Linked DNA regions of Homo sapiens: region 2 is linked to region 1. A link is an interaction called in ENCODE POLR2A ChIA-PET data of the cell type or tissue named here. Cell type or tissue: Panc1. All regions are shown on one strand. Links, peaks and the distances in the headings refer to the core of each region. The heading gives the core; the rest is flanking DNA.

What was found. ChIA-PET counts read pairs that join two places held together with the same protein. Peaks named below come from ENCODE experiments on the same cell type or tissue, not always from the same donor. Only the 100,000 strongest peaks of a DNase experiment are listed, where the experiment ranks them.
Region 2: POLR2A ChIA-PET joins it to region 1 with 5 read pairs; 2 of 35 experiments call an interaction of 5 or more read pairs at or near these places.

What each region holds. Positions count from the first base shown.
Region 1 is chr18:26,387,142-26,391,537 of GRCh38, forward strand. It overlaps TAF4B (TATA-box binding protein associated factor 4b), which reads left to right. Exons shown (of 15, transcript NM_005640.3): 15 at 2,704-4,396. The coding sequence ends at 2,871. Among named protein-coding and RNA genes, the nearest start is that of LINC01543, 34 kb to the right of the region's middle. In Panc1, for the core only: no CTCF peak of the experiment used is centred there; no DNase peak of the experiment used is centred there.
Region 2 is chr18:26,510,545-26,514,940 of GRCh38, forward strand. All of the region lies in intron 1 of KCTD1 (potassium channel tetramerization domain containing 1), which reads right to left. Among named protein-coding and RNA genes, the nearest start is that of KCTD1, 36 kb to the right of the region's middle. In Panc1, for the core only: no CTCF peak of the experiment used is centred there; no DNase peak of the experiment used is centred there; H3K4me3 peaks cover 309 bases; H3K27ac peaks cover 3,618 bases.

The sequences.
Region 1 (4,396 bases), core at 146-4,145:
TTCAACCTCTGCCTCCCAAGTTCAAGCAGTTCTTCCACCTCAGTCTCCCGAGTAAGTGAGCTTACAGACGCACACCACCATGCCTGGCTCATTTTTATTTATTTTTTGTTAGAGGTGGGGTTTCACCATGTTAGCCAGGCTGGTCTCGAACTCCTGACCTCAAGCGATTTGCTTGCCTTGGCCTAAATATGTTGTAGTTTTAAATGGGTTACTCCTGTAAACAACAAAATTTCCACTCACTGCCAATTACATGTTTTAGTAACTTTCTTCCTAATATGTACTTTTTATTCAATTTTCCAAACAAAACTGAGCTTTTGGTCCCATTCCGCAAAAATCTTATGAAGATATTTTGATGGTAATAATTTACAATAGTTAAAGTTACATCTGAGTTACACCATCTCTGAGTGTTGATGCTAGCAGAGTGGCATGCTAGTGCTTCACTGCCAGGCTTAGCTGAAGTACCAGAGGCTTACACTTGTACAAATTGCATTCATTACCAAGAACCCTGCAGAAGTGGCGAGAGACTGGCTCTATACTGTAGATGGGCTCTGGGATAAGTAGCCGAACAATTGGGCAGCTGAGACCAATTTTTTTCCCTCTTTTAGAACGTGGACTTTCCAAAATTGTTTCCATGGATACTTATGAACAAGTTTAACTTAATGAGTATAAAAATATGACTGCGACATCATGTCCCTCAAAAACTGGGTAGTATCTCTTAAAGAAGTTTTATTTGTCCGTCAGATAAAGTACCCCTAAGTCATGCTGTGAACATGCATGGAATTAAGTTTGACTGATTTTGACCATGGTGTTTTGGAGACCTTAAGAGATTTCCTTCCCCTCCATCAGAACAAGAAACCCAAAAAGGTGGAAGGAGTAATTAAAATTTAATTGTTATAAAAGGACAGTAACAGAACCAGATTTTCTTCCTATGTTATCTTTCCTTATGTATGTCTTTCGGGTGGATAAAAGAGAGTTGCCAGTCCTATCGAGACGTTTTGTGAAACAAAGGATTTTGTTTTGAAACAAAGGTAAAAAGAATTAAAGGATTTCATTTTTACAAAATTATCTTTTGAGAGTTCTGTGTTTTTCTTTTCTTCCAATTAAAAGTAATAGTATATAGACATATTGGTAATTCATATTGGTAAACATATTCAGAAAACTGTCTTAATTACAGGAGTGTTGTGTTTTCATCATTTTAAAATGACATTTAGAATTCATGTTGTTCTGTTTTAAACCAGTACATTCAGTTTAGAAAATATTGCGGATAACCTGTGTTGTTCTGTGAACTCTGCTAAGCTCTAGAGGAGACAGAAACCATAGTCCTTGTCCTCAGAAAGCTTATGGTCTAGTGGGTATGTAGTGGTGGCGGGAGCATATACAAATTACTATAGTACAACGTAAGGTAATTGCCACAGTGAGATTTCCTTGGATGAAGGACAGGTAGACCCATTTGAAATGGGTCTTAAAAGATGAGTAGATTGGCCTAGAATGGCCTCTTTGCTAATCTCTGCCTATTGGCAGAGGAGCCATGTGGCTGCAGTTAAGATGTCTTGTAAAGGAGCAATGGGAAGTGAGGTTAGAGCGAAGGAAGCCAGAGTGATGGGTTTATACGTGATATGGTGGATAATATAGCACAGTGGTTAAGAGTGCTTACTTTATTTTTATTTTTATTTTTATTATTTTCATTTTTTTGAGACAGAGTCTTGCTCTGTTGCCCAGGCAGGAATGCAGTGGCGCGATCTCAGCTCACTGCAACCTCCGCCTCCTGGGTTCAATTCTCCTGCCTTAGCCTCCCTGGTAGCTGGGATTACAGGCATGCGCCACCACACCCAGCTAATTTTTTTATTTTTAGTAGAGACGGGGTTTCACCATGTTGGCCAGGCTGGTCTCAAACTCCTGACCTCAGGTGATCCACCCACCTCGGCCTCCCAAAGTGCTGGGATTACAGACGTGAGCTACTGTGCCCAACCAGAGCTTACTTTAGGTCAAATTAGAAACTGAGTCACAGCTCAACTTTGCTGTGTGACCTTGAACAGATTGCTTAACCTATCTAAGCTCAGTTTCCTCATTTGATAAATGGGGACAGCGCTTATATAACTGGCTGCAATTTTGTATGATAGAAAAGAGATAATATATGAAAAGTGCTCAGCGTGGTTCTCAAGAACCTGCTCTGAGCAATGGGAACCATTGAAGATTTTGGAACCATGGCCTGGTGGGATCTGAACCGTGAAAGGCCTTCATTGTTATTTTTTATTATTGACATACAAAAGACTGCATACATTTAAAGTCTACATTTGATAGATTTTTATGTATGCATACAGCTTTGAAATCATCACCACAATCAAAGTGATAAACAAGTCTTTCACTCTCAAAAGATTTGTGTAAGACCTTTAAAGAGGGAAAGTCTGGCCTGCAATGCACTGGAAAGAATGGAGCAAAGTAGAGCCTGGAAATGGAGAAACCAGTTCAGAGGCTATTGCCATGCTGCAGGTGAGCAGGAAAGAATGAATGAGGTCAGGTGATAGGTTTAATGGCCATTTGAGATTGGCTGCTGGAGGACAGGGTTAGGTCTTCATCATTACATTATCTCCAGTACCTAACCCAGTGACCAGAGGGTAGTGGGCTCTGACATGCTAGAATTGACAGGCTTTCCCTTTATGAAAGATTTTTATTTCAAATTGCTTTTCCTTTTATTATTTTTAGGGCTTAAAAGACAACCTTCTTGCTTCTGGGACATCCAGCCTGACAGCCACCAAACAGTTGCATCGTCCAAGAATCACGAGAATCTGCCTCAGGGACTTGATATTTTGTATGGAACAGGAACGGGAGATGAAGTATTCTCGAGCTCTATACCTGGCCCTTCTGAAGTGACCACTCCACTCTTCCATCCAGATCCTTGCTATTTACTGCCAAAGAAGACACAAAGCATTGTTGCACTGTCCTGAAATTTCAATTTCTGGAAAATAATCACCAACATGAAAGAGCATTGTTTACAGTTAGAAACTTTATTAACTCTTACCTATCCATCTCATGGGACTCTTACAGACTCAGATTCATCTTTGTCTTCTGAAAATCAGTTATGAAATACACTTTGCACAGAATTAGGCATCTGCCTATCTGTGCATTAAATTAAAGCAAGTTAAGGCCCTATTTGTTACTACCTGCCTCATTTGCCAAATTGTAGCAGGTGAGGTGTCCTTCCCTAATACAGCATGCATTGAGATGCAGGAGAAAGGAAGAGGCATAAGAAAATACAAGAATGACTATTTCATTCTATATTGAACCTGTCCCAAAGTGGTAGGTTTTCTGGGCTGGAATCAGAAGTTGCTTAGCTAACTATGACAGTCACCCTCTGTACGTGACAGGCCACTGTGGTGACTTTGGTCGGCTGAGTTCCAGTGTTGTCAAAACAAGACAAATGGGGATAGATTGTGCCTGGGGTTGCTAATTCTCTGCTTCATATCACCATATGCCGTTTCTGGTACCAAGTGAGGGGACATGCTTGTCAGGGAAACCTTAAAATTGAATCTACTGATATATCTTGTTGAAAAAATGGAAAAGGTGCAAAGTATTAGAAGGAACGTTAGGGCGTTGCTTTCAAACTGATGAGGGGAATGTGAAAATGGTATCATAAAACAGGAAATGTGCTTCATATGCCCAAGAGGGGAAGAGGTGGAATCGGAACTCCAAAACAACTGGTACATGTTTTGTTGATGGGCAAAAAAAATCACAGCACAACCAGAAAGGAGAATGTACCAGATGTTTTCAAATTAGAGTATTTCAAAAGGAAAATGTTATTTTTTGTTTTGTATTGTTTTAAATCCCAAGGATAGTTTTTATAGTTCCTTCTGTCATAATATATTTTAGTTATCCTAATTTTTAAGCATGTTGGCACATTTAAAAAATCCTAATTGATGATGAGAAATTTTTAACAATAGGACTTTATGTTGGATTCTGTACTTAAAAGGTACTGTCAATATCTCACTCTTGGGGATATGAGCTCTAAATATGAGAAGCAAGTTATATGTGTTCACCTGAGGAAGAAGCTGACGGACAAAGCAAACCCTCTTTAAAAAAAAAAAAAAGAAAATTCCACGTGTGTGGAATACAGCCGGTGAAAAATAATCACTGTAGTTAGAATCACATACAGAAAAAAAATGATTGAATCCTCCAAGAAGGTATTTCAAAAATGGGAAATGCTATACTTATAAGAATTGAAGGAAAAAAAAAAAAACACCTCACGTATGTTATTCTTCATCCTGTTCTTCCCATTGGGACTGTTATGGCCATATTCTACAGTATAGTAAATTTTAAATTGGCCACATTTTTTTTTGTTTCAGCAAGTTATGTAAAATGCTATAAATTATGTGTATGTTAAAGGAGTACTTTAAGAAGA
Region 2 (4,396 bases), core at 281-4,280, 120 kb after region 1:
GTCCTCAACATGCCTTTTTGTTTTTTTTCTTTTTCATAGTGAAATATGTATCTGAGAAGCTCCCTTATTAGATTACCAAGCTGAGGCCATGAAAAGAATGACTATTGGCCAACATTTCTTTGCTTTTAGTTCAAAAGGAAAATGAACTTGAGAAAAATAACATCTGAATAGAATTTCGCATGTTTTTTTAAATTAGATTTCTTACATATTTTTAAATACACTTAAAACACTAGAGAATATTTTAAATACATTCTACAGCTCAAATATAGCTACTATTCACTTTTAAAAAGTTAAAACAGCATTAAAAGTGACAGAGCTGCTTCAGTAATAATAGTGCTATAGGGAAAGGTCATTTTTGCAAATGTGTGTAGGTACAATAAAAAATTCTAGCATTAAATGCACCAAAATATTAGTAGGGATTAGGACTGGGTGATGATGCTATGGGCAAAAATTTTCAGTTGTTTTTATTCCTTTATGCTATACAGAGTTGAATATTTACTACTTTTGAATTTTAAAAATGGAAAAAACAGCACTCAATGGCCCAATTAAATCATTTAGTATATACTCTTGACACAGTGCTATATTTTACCTTCATAATAGGGATTTTTGACATTTTTAAGAGGTCAGAATAAAGAAATACAAGAATGGAACTAAACTTAGGGATAATACTTCCCTTTCCTTAATTTTCTTGCCAGGGAGGAAACACGTGGAACTGAAAATTAAATGGGCTTCAGGTCAAGGGAGCTCGTATTCAGCTGACACAGAAGACGATTTCATTTGATCCTGAAAGACAGGGGCAGTCGCCTATGGTTCCCACACTCTCGGGGTCTATCTGGTCATCTGCCCCCTCTTCCAGATCCCTCCATTCCCAGCTCTAAAACATTGCAAGAGCAAAATGATCAAAGCTATCCAAGTACACTGCCTGTGTTTCCTGAAGTCGCCCTGCACACGCTGTTGTGGGGGGAAGATGCGAACAACAGCAAAGGTTGGCAATGAAACAGCGTCTAACATGTAGAGAGGGCCTTCGAGTCTGAAATCAGAAACCTCTGCACAATGTTAGGTATTATCACCATTTCACAGAGAAGGAAGTTGACTCTGAGGTCAAGTGGCTTAGCCTATAATTATCTAGTAATAAATTTACTGTGATATTTTACATGCTAGCCATTGTGTACCCAGATAAGGTTGCCACTCTCTTATTACTAGGCTATACATGCTCTGACATTCCCTGGAGGAGGGAGAGATTTGCCTTGTTCCTTTCACCCTGTCTGTGTTTGGGGGTGAACATACTGGCTGGAGGCTTAGAAGGAGGGTCAGTGATCACAGAGAAGGCGGGGACCAGCTGGCCCAGGAAGTGGACACCTCCCCTGCCACAGAGAATTGGCACTTTATTCACTCCCCCAACTCTTAGTTCCATGTGCATTTAGCAGGACACATCGGCCTCTAAATAAATCATAAACTTATTAACTTCTTGGATGTGGTCATTGAAATTCCTCATTCAGCAGAGTATCGAAAGCTAAATGTGCTCCTTTTAACTTGAATTGAGTCTCTGGGAACCTCCTCTGAGATTCTTTTTTGTGGAGATGGAGTCTCACTCTGTTGCCCAGGCTGGAGTGCAGTAGCGCGATCTTGGCTTACTGCAACCTCTGCCTCCTGGGTTCAAGCAATTCTCTTGCCTCAGCCTCCCGAGTAGCTGGGACTACAGGCGCACACTGCCACACCCAGCTAATTTTTTTATTTTAGTAGACACAGGGTTTCACCATGTTGCCCAGGCTGGTCTCGAACTCCTGAGCTCAGGCAATCCGCCTGCCTCTGCCTCTTAAAGTGCTAAGATTACAGGTGTGAGCCACCGCACCTGGCCTCCTCTGAGATTCTTAAGTGCCCATTTGCTTGACGTTTTTGCATTAAAAAAAAAAAATTAAAATGCACAGGTTTATACGTACATGACTTACTCTATATAATAAATGTGTTCATAAAAAGTTCATTTGCTCATTTGTTCATTTATTTAGAAAATGTTGGCTGGTTGCTCTATTTGGTGCCAGGCTAGGGCACTATGGAAATGAACTCCTCAGGGTGTCTGTAAGTTTAATTTGAGAATTAGTCATATGCACAGGGAATTCCTGATGACAAGAGACTCCATGTAAATAAAAATTTTTTGGCCGCATGAGGTGGCTCATGTCTGGAATCCCAGCACTTTGGGAGGCCAAGGCAGGTGGATCACTTGAGGCCAGGAGTTCAAGACCAGCCTTGACAACATGGTGAAATCCCATCTCTACTAAAAATGCAAAAATTAGCCGGGTGTGGTGGTGCATGCCTGTAGTCCCAGCTACTCGGGAGGCTGAGGCAAGAGAATCACTTGAATCAGGGAGGTGGAGGCTGTAGTGGGCTGAAATCATGCCCCCGCACTCCAGCCTGGGCAACGCAGAAAGACTGTCTCAAAAAAAAATTTTTTTTTTCAATCAAATTATGCCTGAAATACTCTGAGAACTAAATAATACTTAAATACCCCAAAGAATGCACCTTTCTGGGTTTTATAAATCCAGGGTGTATTTTTTTTTTTTTTTGAGACGTAGTCTCGCTGTGTTGCCCAGGCTGGAGTGCAATGGCGCCATCTCGGTTCACTGCAAGCTCCGCCTCCCGGGTTCACGCCATTCTCCTGCCTCAGCCTCCCGAGTAGCTGGGACTACAGGCGCCCGCAACCACGCCGGGCTAATTTTTTGTATTTTTAGTAGAGACGGGGTTTCATCGCGTTAGCCAGGATGGTCTCCATCTCCTGACCTCGTGATCTGCCCACTTCGGCCTCCCAAAGTGCTGGGATTACAGGCGTGAGCCACCGCGCCCGGCCTCCAGGGTGTATTATTTTTAAATAAGACATACCTATATTTAGTAATTCCACATTACAAAGATCACACTTCTAACTTTTGCCCCAATTACCTTTTAAAGAGCAAACTATTTGTGGCACTTCTAACAGTGTTGACATGGAGTAAGGTACCTAAACTCAGAACGTTTTCCCGAGGATGCAACAACATAGAGACGAAGTTTTAGCCTAAGCCATGTCACCAATGAGCTATGTGGCCTTGGCAAATTCTTTTCTCTCTCACTTCAGCTTTCCCATTTATAATCTATGCAGTCGGACCAGATGCTCTGTAATGCTCTTTCCAGTTCTGAATTTTTACTAGTCTATGATTTTTAAAAAATATAAGCCATAGAGATTCAAATATCTTAAGAAAGCTAGCATTTTAGAAGGTCAGAATTGGAATTCAAAATGCCTTTGAAAGAAAGGAGAACTGGTCATGAAATGAAGGGCATTCCAAAAGTATGAGTGCAAAAAAGAGCTAACCCAGGGAGATTCCTTAACAATCACACCATTTGCTCTAGCTGATCGGGAAGATTACATTTTAATCACTACTGCTTTCTACTTGCCTCCACTGGCAGGAGAAAACAGCAAATAAAATATGGTGCTTAATAAGCAAAATGCCTACTTGGGAAAGATTCTTAGTGTCATTTTATTGGAGTATCATTTACTTATTTATATCTTTTATTGTTCTAGAATATTAGTCTGAAAGCAGCTTGAGATTCCCCTGTAGAACAGAGAAAAAATTTGTCTCAATGATATAAAGTGATGCTTTTAAAAAATAAAGTAACGATCTCTTGTAAGCAGAATCGGTGCCAAGTTTTCCAAAAGATATATTTGGTAATAAAAATTTTTAAAGGTGTGGGGGAGGAGAGAGCCAAGCACAGTGGCTCATGCTTATAATCCCAGTGACTTGGGAGGCTGAAGTAGGAGGGCTGCTTGCGGCCAGGAGTTCGAGACCAGCCTGGGCAACACAGTGAGACCCTGTCTCTAAAAAGATTAAAAAACTGGCTGGGCGTAGTGGTCTCAGCCTACAGTCTGTGACTCAGGAGGTTGAAACAGGAGGACTACGTAAGCCCAGGAGTTTGAGGCTGCAGTGAGCTATGATCATGCCACTGCATCCTAGCCCAGGCAACAGAGTGAGACCTTGTCTCAAAAAAAAAAAAAAAAAAAAAAGAAATGGCAGAGAGATGTTGGAAGGAAGTAGTGTCATGTTTACACCCAGACCTAATGGGTCATGTGTCCTGTTGATAGGCATGCTCCAGGCCTAGCAGTTTGCCAGAAACACTCCTCCTGGACCTAGGTGACATCTGGCATTCACTGGGATCTTTGTCCTCAGAAGATATAGACCAATTCTCTTCTGGCTGTTGGGCTGTCCAGTTCTTAGTTACATTCGTCCTATTTGGACCAATAGTGCCTGCAGCTGAACTGCCAGACCTGGTATTAGCACAGGAGATTTGTTTCTTGGAATATTTTGGAGAGGATAGTGGTTGATGAAACTTCCTGCTTAGGAGCAGATGGGTGAGAAGATATCAGTGAAAGCTT